Regions from separate parts of the Homo sapiens genome. Here all the other regions are linked to region 3. Evidence: chromatin loops called from intact Hi-C (ENCODE). Cell type or tissue: Panc1. All regions are shown on one strand.

The links. Peaks named below come from ENCODE experiments on the same cell type or tissue, not always from the same donor. Only the 100,000 strongest peaks of a DNase experiment are listed, where the experiment ranks them.
Region 1: a loop joins it to region 3, with 5 times the contacts of the local background. A loop is called at or near these places in 10 of 110 quality-filtered maps.
Region 2: it touches region 3 in a loop (6-fold over the local background); 56 of 110 quality-filtered maps call a loop at or near these places.

The regions. Positions count from the first base shown.
Region 1 is chr16:77,429,826-77,434,825 of GRCh38, forward strand. It overlaps ADAMTS18 (ADAM metallopeptidase with thrombospondin type 1 motif 18), which reads right to left. Exons shown (of 23, transcript NM_199355.4): 1 at 4,781-5,000; 2 at 4,593-4,680; 3 at 1,470-1,786. The coding sequence starts at 4,870. Among named protein-coding and RNA genes, the nearest start is that of ADAMTS18, 2.7 kb to the right of the region's middle. RefSeq lists an enhancer at 4,905-5,000. In Panc1, no CTCF peak of the experiment used is centred here; no DNase peak of the experiment used is centred here; H3K27ac peaks cover 2,182 bases.
Region 2 is chr16:77,658,595-77,663,594 of GRCh38, forward strand. No RefSeq gene overlaps it. Among named protein-coding and RNA genes, the nearest start is that of NUDT7, 61 kb to the right of the region's middle. In Panc1, CTCF peaks have their summits at 2,023 (motif pointing left) and 2,231; no DNase peak of the experiment used is centred here; H3K27ac peaks cover 486 bases.
Region 3 is chr16:77,233,591-77,238,590 of GRCh38, forward strand. No RefSeq gene overlaps it. Among named protein-coding and RNA genes, the nearest start is that of SYCE1L, 37 kb to the left of the region's middle. In Panc1, a CTCF peak has its summit at 2,654 (motif pointing right); a DNase peak (open chromatin) is centred at 2,661; H3K4me3 peaks cover 2,059 bases; H3K27ac peaks cover 4,162 bases.

The DNA.
Region 1 (5,000 bases), 200 kb after region 3:
GGCACTTTCCACATAAGAAATAATTGAATCCCCACTGCCCTGTGATGTAAACTCTTGTTATTCCCATCTTAGAAATAAAGAAACTAAGGCATAGTTAACTCTACTTAACACAGAGTTAAACAATTTGTCTAAGGTCCTATGAGTAAATGCTGGTCTGAGAATTAGAACCTGGGCAGACTGCTTTCAACTACTGGTATGTGGAATGGGATAGTTTAAGCCACTACGGTGGGTTGTGTAAACTCCTCCTTTAGGACACCGGAATAGACAGAAGAAAGAGAAATACAAAGGGGATGCTAAGTAAAGAGAAGGAGATGTGCCACAACAAAACAAACAAACAAACAAACAAACAAAAAAACAAGATATAGTCATGTGTGCACACACAGGGGCATGTAACCATGTTATAATATATAGGTCAATGGTGAGCCATGTTCATCATTTTAAATAGACCAAAGAAAGAATACCGTGATTGTGGTTGTAATGAAAGGTTTTAGCTAAATTTCAGGCCATAATAGGGGGAAAAAATTAAAAAGTAACTGAAAGTTTCAACTAACAAAGAACATGGGAGTCCGCATTCACCCGTACCCAAGCCACCCCTCTTGCTTTGTGCCATGATGTACCATGTACATTACTCACTACATCCTCACTTGGGCTTTCTCACATTTTCCTTCTTCTGGCCATGCCAGAGCACAATCACCATGTGTCTCAACACACACAAACTCTTCTGTCAATTCAAGACACTTCTCAATCACAACACAGAATGAAATCAACCCAGAACAACATTTACCGCCTCGTATATTTGATTGAATCCTGAGAAGAGTATCATTTACACTGATATTCTTGGCCTGGTGCTCAGCAGATGAGGATTACATAGGGAGGAAATAACACTGGTCCCAAATGCTTTTAAAAGGTTCTGCTTCCCTGAATGCCACATTTAATCCTGCCAGCCCAGGAACACAGCACCCCACATTCTAAAAGGATGTCTTATGTGAGCAGGACACCAGCAACAGATTAGTTCAAAGAAGACAAAAGGCCTCCCTTCAGCAAAGTGAAGGTTGATCTTACCAGTGCTGCTGAATGCAATTTCGCATTGAAATACAGTTTTCCCATTTCAAAGCCATGTAGACGCATGAAGCTTGTTAGATTTATAGAATGCCTGGTCTCCCGGGACATTACAAAGCGAATGGCATCCATCAAGTTAATTTCCTTGGGGATCATCTCAAACATGGAGAATGAAAAGTCCCAGACCATTAAACATCAAAAGATTGTTCTAAATGGTAATTAAAGTTCTATTATATTTTCTTTTTCTGGGAGCACATTAGATTAATTCAATTGAGAATATTAGAAGTATCAAGGCTGACAGTGTGAATGTGTGGAGTTGGCTGGAAGAGCATTTATATTGCAGACATCTGTTCATTCAAGTTACACAAAACACGAAAGAGGGAGCTCAACTCAGACTGGGGTGTACTTACCAAGCCAGCACACGTAGACACAGCGACAGAGGAGGAGCTGTCATTTCTGATAAATCCCTGATAGAAGCATTGCTGCACCTCGGGTTTCTGAGTCTCTGAAGCACCATCTTTTCCAAGTACCTGGACAATAAAGTGACTGCTCAAAATCGCCGAGGGCTTAAGTTCTAAGTGCAGTTCCTGTCCAAATGCTGAAAATCGGTAGTGCAGGGAGCTTCTGGCATTCTGCGCCGATCGCTTTTTCCTGCCGTTGTGCAAAATGTCGTGTGAAATATATGACCCGGCTGAGTCTACTTCTACTGGCGTGACAAAGACGTAATCTGCAATGGGAAAAGTTCAGCTGTCAGCACCCAGAGCCCACAATTCCAAATGGTCTCTTTCCAGCAAGCTGGCAAAGAGCAACACAAAGCTCAAAGATATCTTTGTTCCTATTGCCTTGCACCTAGATCAAATATAATTCAGAGCAGCACAGGCAGCAGAAGACCTGTCTCTACAACTAACTCGGCCACAGTCATTTCTACAGGTGCCCGAAAGCCAAGCACAATTTTGATGAATTTCATGGATGTCTGTGGAAAAATGTAACACCTCTCATTGTCTGGAGAGAGATTTAGAACATTCTTTTGATGTTTAATGGTCTGGGCCTTTTATAATATTGGCCACAGAACCATTCATATATATAAAATTTAATTTTTTTGAAGATAAAGTTAATAAACATAAAACTACAAAATCGGGAAATTTCTTCAAGGAGGTTAATTTCTCTGTGCTTAAACTGAATCGGGAACATTTTGGCAGAGGCAGAGTTTACATTTCAAGTCCTAACTCACAGTGTGGGGTAGCCTCAGATGATATTTCAGATCATTAACAAGCAACAGCATTTTCATTTTTCCAATATTATTTATGTGTGATAAGAAAACTCCAGCACTTGTATCACCCTTAGCATTTTACTGTGAGCTTTCACAGGGATGATCCCATTTAATTGTAAGCATAAAATACAGTGCATGCACAAAAATGCCTCAAAATTGTCAGAACCCTCCTATATAGTCTGATGTATAAAATTGCTCAGGCATGTTGGTGGGGGAGTGTCAGATCAGGGGACACCTGGAAAGGCATGTTTAAAAATACCTTCACCACTGCTCCCTAGAGCAGTACTAATTGCTGAATGTTCCAAAGAGGAGGAGCTAAAATACAATTTGCTATTTGAAAAGCAAAGCCAGCACACTGTTTTCTTTCACCAAACATTGAAGCTGAAAAGCATCATCCCACAAAATGATTTGGAATATGCCCTCTGTGCATTAAAAAACAGCCTGCATTTCCACTTTCAAGGCACAGAATGGGAAACTACTTTGGAAAGTGTTTAGAAAGCTGTTGAATAATGACGAGGTATGTTTGAGTCACTTGGGTCCCCAGTTACTGGAGGAGGAAAAGGAAGAGAAATTTCTCTTTTCCCTAAACAGTCAACAACCTTCCCCCTCCTCCAATAAAAAAAAAAAAACTAAGGAATAGTGGAGCCCCTGTAGCTAGCAAAGATCAATGAGTGATGGCCTAATTAGGCTCACATTAAAAAAGAATTCTCCACAATAGACAATAATTTTCTTCTGTTTATGAACCATCTGTGACTTATTCCTTGGGCAGCTTTCATTTTTATATTCTTTATGTCCTCCCACTCCCATTTTTCTTCTTGACTCCCTCCTTTAACTAAAAATGCTGTATAATTGACATACATATTTTACAATAATGGGGGGAAAAGTTTTTCCCCTCTCTTAACCTTGAAAATCTGAGCCAGACATACAATATTTTTCTTCTCTTAAAAATCTGATACATTGCTTTAAAGGGATGTGGCTCTTGATTATGTGCAATTTCTTAGAGAAAGTCTACCTTCTCCTTCTGTCAAACTAAAACTTAACTATGAAAAAGATTCCTGACATATGCAGGAAGTCTGTGTCTCACCTTCTTGTCCCAAATCATCTGAAACTCTGCCTGCTCTTACTTGGAAGGCTCTGTAGGAACGTTATCCAGCCAGCCTTCTATGGAACCAGCCATCAAACGGCCCCAGACACCTGCTACCAGCTTGTTTCCAAGGGGAGAATAACAGGCTGTCGGTTACATTCGGTTCTTGATGGAAGAAGGGCAGTCAGTGTCCCCTGTAAAGAGTGATCTCTGATTGACCACTTCAGGAGGTGAGTAAGGGTGAGGTCCTTACAAGGTTGTGGCTGGGTCGGACGTGGCCTCCAGCCATCTGATCCTGATATAAGAATGAGGGGTGGTTTTAGAAACTGCAGCCTCTCTGTTTGGACAAAAGGTGAATCCCTTCTCCATGACTCCATCCTGCCCCACTCCCCATTCCCCTGACAAGAAAAGGAGATAACCTTGCAAAACTAAAAATTACAGAATTCTAAAGAATCCAGGTTGAGCTGTAAGGTTTTCCTAGACACCTTGCGTCAGGAATCAGCTGTTCTCCTGTAGCTGATGGGAAACAATCAAAACAAGGATTTCCCTCTGGGCTCCACTGGGAAGTTAATAAATGTCAGAAGTGAGGGATTTTCTGGAAGTTTGTGGCTGGCGAACGTCAGAAAAGATAGATAAAGGACTCAGAGACCTGAAGTCACCTGCTTTCCTCTCTCTAAAAGCAGCCTTAGACATCCGTAAAACAAGGGAAGCAGAAATGAAAAAAAAAGAAGAGATAGAAAAGGAACAGAAGTCGAGAGAAAAATGAGGAAAGATGGAGAGAGGAAAGAGGCTCACATTCTTTCATCTCCCACTAAGAATTAGCTTCCCCCAACAAGAGTTAGGAGAGGGAGGAAATAAGTAATTCCTTAGTTAATGTCCACTTCCCTTCGAATTTCTCACTGCAGTTAGGATTTTTTTTTTTTTCTTGTTCTTCTTAACAAGCCACCTGTGAAGGAGGGAGAGTATTTGCTTTTATGTGACTTGCAGCTCGGGGCGTTGATTCTTTTGATAAGTTCAGTCCTTGCCAACCTTCCCCCCTCTCCAAACAGGAACCATTTCCAAGACAGCGCACACCTGCCAGGTTAGGGGGTGCGCTTTTCCATCTTTTCTCTCTTTGGGGGAAGGAAGGGTCAAAGTGCTGCGAAAGGCCCTTCTTGGGGATGGGGGGCAAATACGAACCATCATTTAATCCGCTGGCGCCGCTGCTGCTGTCACTGGCTAAGGCCGCGGCGACCGACGCACAGCAGAGGCAGCACAGCTGGAGCGCCTGCAAGAGAAAAGGTGACATCGCGCGTGAGGGGCGCGGCGGGGCTGGCGTCGGGCGCCCCCTGCCACCCGCTCTCGGAGCTCCGCTCGGCGGCACCTGCCTTGGCCACGCGCCCCAGTCCCGCCAGGCCCCTCGGCGGGCCCGAACCCGCAGCCGGGAAGGCACACGCGAGCAGGAGGGCGCACTCCATGGTCAGGTGCGGACGCGGCGGCTGCGGGTGGCCAGACGCGGCAGGCGGAGCGCACGGGCGGCGCGCATTCTTTCCGCGGCCCCGGAGCTCGGCGCCCCAGGTGCGGCTCCAGGTGAGAGCCGCCGCCGTT
Region 2 (5,000 bases), 430 kb after region 3:
GACTTTGTCCAAATTCTTCCTAAGCAATCTTAGTGAACAGACCTTAGTTTGTTCACCCCAGAGGGTCAACAAAACTAGCTCAAATATCTTTATTTGGAGATGCTAAAACAAAGAGAGAAATACAGACCGCTAGCCAGGTAACAGGATGCTTCTGAATTCTAGTTTATCTGTTATTTTTGACAACGCAGTTTTGGGGTTAGATCTGCAGCTTCCTTCTTCTTGAAGGACTTGAGCAGCTTCTCACCTCTGGGGCAGCAGAGGAAGAGCTTTCTGGCAGGTGATGCTTTCATCTCTTTGAGTTAAAGCTGTGTTCACCCAAGTGTTAGAGGAGTTCCACTGGTGGTACGTTAGGTGTTTTTGGGTGGATCACAGATTGGCTGGCTATGCAGACATTAAGTAACTCTGAATGACACAGAAAGAAAAAGCTGTGTGAAGATGCCTGTCTTCCCTTTGCCTTCCGCCATGATTGTAAGTTTCTGGAGGCCTCCCCAGCCATACAGAACTGTGAGTCAAAACTCTTTCCTTTAAACTTTACCCACTCTTGGGTATTCTTCCTTTCTTTCTTTCTTTCTCTTTCTTTCTTTTTTTTCTTTCTCTTTCTTTCTCTCTCTCTCTCTTTCTCTCTCTCCCTTCCTTCCTTCTTTTCTTTTCTTTCTTTCTTTTTTTTCTGACAGCATCTTGCTCTGTTGCCTAGGCTGGCGTGCAGTTGTGCAATCTCAGCTCACTGCAACCTCTGCCTCCTGGGTTCGAGCGATTCTCCTGCCTGAGCCTCCTGAGCAGCTGAGATTACAGACGCGTGCCACCATGACTGGCTAAGTTTTGTATTTTTAGTAAAGACAGGGTTTCTCGAACTGCTGAACTCAGGTAATCCACCCGCCTGGACCTCCCAAAGTGTTGGGATTACAGGTGTGAGCCACCACGCCCAGCCGGGTATTCTTTATAGCAGTGTGAAAATGGACTAATACACTAAGTTAGTAGGACTCTGTCCCTAGCTCTGTATCTCTCAGCCTTTCAGGCGTCTTGATTATTTTGTTGAAGGGGAAAAAATGAAAAAAAATCATGTGGGAACTAAAACATCTTTTACACCTCTTTCTAGTACTTGCTAATTCCCTTGTTTACTAGGGAGCAGATCTCAGTTTCAAAACCTTGAGGAGGGCACAGTCTCTAGCTAGAGTTTAGTAATATGGTTGTGTCTTTGTTGAATTTATTTTTACACATGCTTTCTATTTATGGCAAACGGAACTTGTTTTCCCAATTATAATAGCTATATGCCTCTTTTGAAAATAACTTATTTTATCCTAAGTAAAATGACTCTGTTTAAAGGAAACTAAAGAAACGTGGCACACAGCCATGGCAGAAATTGAGAAAAGTGTCTACAAATGATGGCTGTCTAGGGCCACTGCTTCCAAAACATTATTCCTTGATGGTTAAACCTCTGGCACTATGGCAAACATCATCTTAGGAGGTTTAGCACTGAGAACATCATTCCAATTATACATTGTAGCTAAAAGCCTACAGTGAGTAAAGGTGCCCTCTCTCTGGATAGCATATGCTTCTTGGCACACTTGTCCTACCCCAGGAAGAATCTCTCAGCACTGCTGGGTGTCTGCCCCTAACCTGTACTGAGAACAACCCTGCTGTGTATGCAGCATTCTTGTGGGAGCCTAGTGCGATCTCCTCAACAATGCCTAAACAATCCAGGAGTTTGTTTCACTCATTGTGAATAAACACGCACAGCCGCGATCTTTGGAGATGTTCAGGCTCTTGCTCCCAGACGCCCACCCTTTGGCTGCCCATGGGATGGAAGCATCAGCTCTTCCCAGACGCCCGCCACTCTTCTGCTGAACATTCATTCACACGTGCCTCAGGAAAATCTTCGGACACGCACATCAAGCCATCTGGCATGGGAGTGTTTAATTTTGAGAGTGATCTTTTGTTTATTGAGAAGCAGACTCTTCAAGGGGAAAAAAAAATCACTTCTGGCTGACGAGAAGAGTTCCAACGCTACTAAACTTCTCCCCCTAGTGGACTTTTCAATGAGGCTTGCAAATCACTCTGAACCAGGAGTCCAAAGACCATTGTCATCGGGGCTTGTAGCTTTTGAATTTTACAAAAATGGCATTAAAAAACAAAAAAAATCATTAACCATGTGCATTCCCCTGCCGTGTGTGTGTGTGTGTGTGTCTGTGTATGTGTGTGTCTGTGTTTACTATATAACACCAACTACATGACATTCAGGAAAAGGCAAAACTATGGAGACAGTAAAAACAACAACAACAAAAATCAGTGATTGCCAGGGGCTGAGGGGGAGGGAGGGATGAATAGAGAATTTTTTTAAAAAGATAATTTTTTTGGCCGGGCGCGGTGGCTCACGCCTGCAATCCCAGCAATTTGGGAGGCCGAGGCAGGCAGATCACAAAGTCAGGAGATGGAGACCATCCTGGCTAACACGGTGAAACCCCGTCGCTACTAAAAATACAAAAAAATTAGCCAGGCGTGGTGGCGGGCGCCTGTAGTCCCAGCTACTCGGGAGGCTGAGGCAGGAGAATGGTGTGAACCTGGGAAGCGGAGCTTGCAATGAGCCTAGATCGCACCACTGCACTCCAGCCTGCATGACAGAGCAAGATTCCGTCTCAAAAAATAAATAAATAAAAAATAATAAAATAAATAAATAATGATTTTTTTTACAGAAGTCTTAGGTTTACAGTACAATGGATAGGGAGGTAGAGACATATCCATATACTTCTGACATACATATGGCCTCTCCCATTATCAATGTCCCACACTAGAATGGTATATTTGTTATAACTGATGAATCTACAATGGCACACCATTATCATCTAAAGTCACAGTTTACATCAGGGTTCACTCTTTATGTCCATTCTATGACTTTGGACAAATACATAATCACACGTGTCTATCACTTGCATCATACAGAGTAATTTCGCTTCCCTGAAAATCTTTTGTGCTCCACCTGTCCATCCTTCCCTCCCACTTAATCCCTGGTGATCCCTGATCTTTTTACTCTCTCCATAGTTTTGGCCTTTCCAGAATGTCATATAGTTGGAATTTTATAGGATCTAACCTTTTCAGATTGGCTTCTTTCACTTACTAATATGCATTTAAGTTTCTGCCATATCTTTTCATGGCTTGATAGCTCATTTGTTTTCAGTGCTAAACAATATTCCATTGTCTGAATGTATACAGTTTATCCACAAACTATTCATATTTACCTTACTATATCCTATTAAAAGATATCTTGGTTGCTTCCAAGTATGGGCGATTGTGAGTAAAGCTGCTATAAGTATATCTGTGTGCAGATTTTTGTATAGACATAGGCTTTCTGAGTGTGGTCTCAGGTCAGTAGCATCAGCATCACCTGGGAGCTTGTTATAAATGCAGAACCTCAGGCCCACCAGATCTGCTGATTTAGAATCTGCATTTCAACAAGGTCTGTGGGTGATTTATGTTAAAGGTTGAGATGTGCTAATGTAGAATACCTAGTTATGGAAAGTAAAAAGTTCTCTTCAAAGTTTCCATTCTTGTTAAAGGATAATAATAATAAATATTAGAAATAATAGTTTCTTTTAAAGACTTTCTTGAAAGCCTTCTTGCTTTTTGCTAATAACTCTTTGTTAAGCCTTATCCTATGCAGCTGTTAGACATAAGGGAATAAGTACATTCTATGTCCTTGTACTTTAACCAAGATACTTGTGGTAGACATGCTCACAGGCACGTAGTACATTCTATGTCCTTGTACTTTAACCAATATATTTGTGCTAGGCATGTTCACAGGCAAGTTCCAGCTCACAGCCTATGCCCCTTCCTTATTTTGAAATGTTATTACTTTTCTAAGTCCTTTCGCAAGCAACTTCCTCTTTTCATTTTGTTCTCCATTGCCTCTACCGATTTAGAAAAGTTTTGAGTTATTAGCCAATCAGGTTTAGCTTAGACTGGGAGGTCCAGCTCCAACCAACAGAGATCAGACACAGCAGTAAGCACCCAATGCGTAAGGGATAAATATTCCTATCTTTCCTTTGTTCATTGTACTCTCATGGCAAGATTGCTGATGAGCAGTACCCTTTCTGCAGAAAGTAAAGTTGGCTTGCTGAGAAAATTTTTTTGTCTGAATGTTAATTTTTCCTTGTGGTAGCAAGGAACAAGCATTTTATTTATAACACTGGTCCCTATCCTCAACTTGATTTCAGCCCATTAGAAAACTTGGGGGGAAAAATGTCTTTGGTGGAGTTACATGGGAAGAAAAGCAGCAATGTGCTTAACAATAACAAACTTCATGTATTGGGCCAGGTGTGGAGGCTCCTGCCTGTAATCCCAGCACTTTGGGAGACCGAGGCAGGTGAATGAACTAAGGCCAGGAGTTTGAGACCAGCCTGGCCAACATGGCAAAACCCCATCTCTTCTAAAAATACAAAAATTAGCCTTGCTTGGTGGCGCGTACCTGTAATCCCAGCTACTTGGGAGGCTGAGGCAGAAGAATTGCTTGAACCTGGGAGGCAGAGGTTGCAGTGAGCCAGGATCACACCACTGCACTCCAGCCTGGGCAACAAAACGAAACTCTGTCAAAAAAAAAAAAAAGAACTTCATCCTTTTGATTTCATTTCTCAGTTTCTTTACTCACAGCTTTTCCCAACTGAGATGTCTTTATATGTCTTTATCTCTCCTCCATGTGTCCAGTTCTTGCTAAGTTTTTATTCACTAATTATCTCTGGGAACTTACCACATACCAGGCACAGTGTTACACACAAGGCATAGACCCCCCTTCAACACACACACTTTTTTTGAGACAGACTCTTGCTCTGTTGCCTAGGTTGAAGTGCAGTGGTATGATCATGGCTCACTGCCGCCTTGACCTCCCAGGCTCAAGAGTTCCTCCCACCTCAACCTCCAGGGTAGCTGGGACTACAGGCATGCACTACCATGCTCAGCTAAGGTTTTACTTTTTTGTAGAGAAGGGGTCTCCCTATGTTGCCCAGGCTGGT
Region 3 (5,000 bases):
AAGTGGAGTATAAAAAAGAGATGCTTTCTCACAGATGAGAAAGAGCTTCCTCTGGGTTGGGAAGGGAGTGAGGGAGGAGAGAAGCCCTGGACTTGGACGAGGAGTCCCAGGTTTATGCGGTGTTTACAAAGAAGTTGCAGGACTGAAAGGGACGTGCCCAGTGGCATATTTATACAAACATGGGATTGGCAAAGAGGCTCCCCCCCCAGCCCCCCCCACCCACATCCTGCGCACACCATGGAAATGGCCAAGGACCTCTTGAAAGGTCCAGAATTCACAGATCTCTCAAAAATCACCTGGTAGAATAGCTGGCCAAGAACCAAACGAACCTCCACACTGTAACTCCTAACATCACCCTTAGAGGTTATGTCAGAGGCCTTTGAACCAGAGCGACTCCATCTTGAATAGGGGCTGGGTAAAATAAGGCTGAGACTTTGCTGGGTTGTATTCCCAGGAGGTTAGGCATTTTAAGTCACAGGATGAGATTAGGAGGTCAAACATCACAAACACCTTCCTGATAAAACAGCTTGCAGTAAAGAAGCTGGCCACACCCACCAAAACCAAGATGACAATGAAAGTGACCTCTGGTCGTCCTCACTGCTCATTATACATTAATTACAATGCATTGCCATACTAAAACACACTCCTACCAATGCCATCACAGTTTACAAATGCTATGGCAATGTCAGGGAGTTACCTTATATGGACTAAAAACGGGAGGAAACCTCAGTTCTGGGAATTGCCTACACCTTACCCAAAAAACTCATGAATAATCCACCCCATGTTTAGCATGTAATCAAGAAGTAACACTAAGTCTGAGCAGCTGAGCGGCCCAAGCCGCTGCTCTGCCTATGGAGTAGCCGTTCTTTATTCCTTTACTTTCCTGATAAACTTGCTTTCGCTTTATGGATTCACCTCTAATTCTTTCCCGCGGGAGACTCAAGAACCCTCTCTTGGGTCTGGATCAGGACCCCTCTCCGGTAACAGTTGGAGCATATAATTACCACCCACCTGTCAAAATGTGGGCCACCCGAAAATAAGTTAGTTATAAAAATTAAAGCTGATATGGTTTGGATTTGTATTCCCACCCAAATCTCCAATGTCGAATTGGGGGAGGGGCCTGGTGGGAGGTGATTGGATCTTGCACGTCAGCGTCCCCCTTGCTGTTCTCACGATACTGAGTTCTCAGGAGATCTAATCCTTTAAACGTGTGTGGCACCTCCCCCTTCTTACTCACTCTCCTGCTCTGCCCTGGTAAGACGCCCCAGTAAGACGATGCTTGCTTCCCCTTCGCCTTCTGCCATGATTTTAAGTTTCCTGAAGCCTCTCAGCCATGCTTCCAGTTAAGCCTGCGGAACTGTGAGTCAGTGAAACCTCTTTTTTTCATAAGTTACCCCGTCTCAGATAGTTCCTTGTAACAATGGGAGAACGGACTATACAAAGAGTGCAGCTTTTTTCACACCTGTGTGGACTGAGATTAATACTGTCTACATATACATGGCAGGTGTCTTCATTTTAACCTAGGAGGATGTTTGAGGAATGATTTACACAGGTTTCCCTTGGGAAGACAGGATGAGGAGACATTTTCTTCATTTCATGCCATTTCCTTTAAATTAATACATGTTAAGCCTTTAAATAATTTTTTTAAAGCCAAAAGGAGAGGATTATGAGCTGCTTTTTGTTTTTAGTATTTATGTGTTTAATTTGTTCTATAAGTACACACAAAGCCAAGTGAAAAGGTTCCAATAGAGGTTTGGGTGTGAGGCTTTAAGTGGCTTCTATTTTGCAAGGTTTCTATGAGGTTAAACAGTAAATATAACAGTATATATTGCTTTAGAATACATATTTGTTTCCATGCATAAATAACATGGAAAAATTACTTTCTGGTAAAGTTGCTTAATTCCTACCACTGACAACAACATCTTCACATAATTTGCTTCAGAATCATGTAGGGGCCTCAAAGACCAGAAAGAAAACAAGCAGCACAGGGTGGTTTGTAAAGTGCAGCAGGGTGGGTACCGTGGCTCATGCCTGTAATCCCAGCAGTTTTGGAGGCTGATGCAGGAGAATCCTTTGAGGCCAGGAGTTTTAGACCAGCCTGGGCGACACAGTGAGACCCTCACCCCCACCACCTCTGCAAAATATATTTTTAAAATTAGCTGGGCGTGGTGGGTGCACCTGTGGTTCCCGCTATTCAAGAGGTTGAGGCATCAGGATCACTTGAGTCCAGGGAGGTCCAGGCTGCAGTGAGCTGTGATTGTGCCACTGCACTCAAGCCTGCGTGACAGAGCAAGACCCTGTCTCAAAAAAACAAAATCGCAAAACAACAACAAAAAAACCCAACCACCCCCTCGCCAAACATACAAAAGTGCAGTGGTAAAGATTTGTGTAGGGGAAGGCGGGCCCAGAGGATGTTTTGAAGTCATCAGGGGCTCTGCTGGCAGCCAACTAGTCTTTCCTGTGTGTTTTCATGCCTTCCAAAAGTGGACCCTGGGAATTCGGGCGAAAGTGGCCCAGTCCTTGTGGCTCCTAGCCTAGAACGCTGAATAGTCTGGAGATTTGCTGAAAGCGACTCTCACCAGGAGATGGCAGCGTCGGCTCAGAGATGCTCCAAGCGGTCCCAACCGCCTTGTGACGCCATGCAATATGTTCAGGGCACACCAGAGGGCGCTACGGCTTCGCGGCTGGGCACTGAGCCGGGCTGGCTCCGAGGCTTTCTTTGCGGAGCCTCCTGTCTCTGCTCCCCGACCCACATGTGCACCTACTAACCAAGAGCGCCCTGTTACTGTCCACGTAGGTGTGACTGCTCTGCGTAGACACACACCGCCCCCAAGCTGAGGCAAGGCCACTGAGCCACCAATTCCAAGCAAGGTTCAGAAGGAGCTGCCATCTTTTTAGCACCTCTTTTAGACTTAAGCCACCGAGGGGGAAAAAGCAAAGAACTAGGACGAGTTGCATGCATGCTTCAGTATACTCAGCACAGATGCGCACACTAAAAGATCATATCTATCCACATAGATGTGTAGTTTAACATAAGAAAGTAACTTTATCCTTTACCCCGCCCGCTTAATACTCTAGGTGATTGATTTACAGGGTGGTAGAAAAGAGATGCAATCCCAAATTTGTCTAATTCTAAATCATCCCTTCTTGTTAAAGCCTTCACTCCCCCCTGCAACGCTGGAACAAGAGAAAATTCATTCGAAAATTAAATTCAGTGTCACTTGTAATTTATTTTTTTTTATGGGGTCTTGCTCTGTTGCCCAAGCAGGAGGGTAGTGGCACGATTTTGGTTCACTGCAGTCTCGACCTCCTGGGTTCAAGTGATCCTCCTCCCTCAACCCCCAAGTAGCTGGGACCACAGGCACACACCACCATGCCCCGCTAATTTATTTATTTTTATTTTTATTTTTTGTAGAGACAGAACCTCACCATGTTGCCCAGGCTGGTCTCAAACTCCTGGGCTTAAGTGATCCGCCTGCCTCGCCCTCCCAAAGTGTTGGAATTACAGGCGTGAGCCACTGTGCCTGGCCTTTTTTTTTAATTTTCCAAACAGATCACTATTGCACTAAATAATTTTACCAACTGCTAAATAGAAGCTTTTCTACCAAAAGCAAGTTCTGGTTAAGTGAAATATAATATGGAATTCTGGCCTCGTGTAGAGTCTCAGGAGCATCGCATATTACAGTCTTTTGTAATCACAATAGCACCTAGAAAGTCCAATTACCATATACATTCTAAAGCAAGGCTAAGGCCTCACAGCTTGTAATCCCAGCATTTTAGGAGGCCGAGGCAAGTGGATCGCTTCAGGCCAGGAGTTTGAGACCAGCCTGGGCAACATAGGGAGACCTTGTCTCTACGAAAATTAAAAAATTAGCTGAGTGTGGTGGTACACGACTGTAGTCCCAGTTATTCGGGAGGCAAAAGCTGGGGAGAAAGGATCACTCGGGCCCAGGAGGTTGAGGCTGCAGTGAGACAAGACCCTGTCGCTGAACTCTAGCCTGGGCAACAGGGTGAGACTCTCTCTCAAAAGGAAAATAAAATAGAACAAGAGTAGATGAAACATGCTGTGCTTGTTCCCTAAAATGTTAATAAGTAAAACAAAGTGCATGTTGTCAGGTCGAGGTGAGATGTGAATGAGTGCTGACCCAGGAGTCTTTTTCACACAGATGACTGCTGGCTGCAAGGCCTTTATAATCAGCAAAACAAAGCTATCTGGTAAATCAACATGAGCTGAAAGTGACATTAACAAAAGAAAAAAGATTGAAGCCATGAATGTAACAATTTTTCTCTAACCTGCCTTGGTCAGACCACTCTTGGTGGTGCTGAGCTTTTGATGCTACACTTTGAAGGTGTTTTGAGTGACTGAAAAATTGTCAGGAGAAGGCTCTGGATGGTCAAGTACTACCCCAGGCCAGATGTTCCCAGGGCCCTCAGCTGTTTTTTATACTGTAGGCTGAAGAAGAGATGACTTACAGAGAGCATTGCACCTGTATTCAAATACGCACATACTCGGGGGAGGTTTGAAGGGCTCTTAGTGATCAGATGTAGACCTATGAACAGAAGATAGACACAGAGGTGGAGCATATATCCTTTAAGGAGAAACATTGTCACACACAGCATGATCCTGTAGTGAAACGGGTAGCCTGGTTAAGGGATCAGTAAACACGTGAAGGACTCATGAGATATTAACACATAAGAAGGAAATTCTTTCCACGGATGGTACGTGCTAAAGTAGATGCTGGGAGTATGACAGTGACCGAGGCAGGCTCTGTCCTTGCCTTCCCAGGGCTTCGGACTGATGGGAAAAACAGGCATTACAAGCATGGGTGCGTGAAATGTAGTATAACTGCGGAAGTCAGAGAATAATTCCCAGGGGAAGATTGTCTAATCTGTGACCTGCAAAGTGAGTGAATAGGAGTGACTTAGATAAAGAGAGTGGGAGAAAGAGGATTTTCCCATGGGAATAATCTGCCTTCCCAAACACAAAGGTATCTGTGACT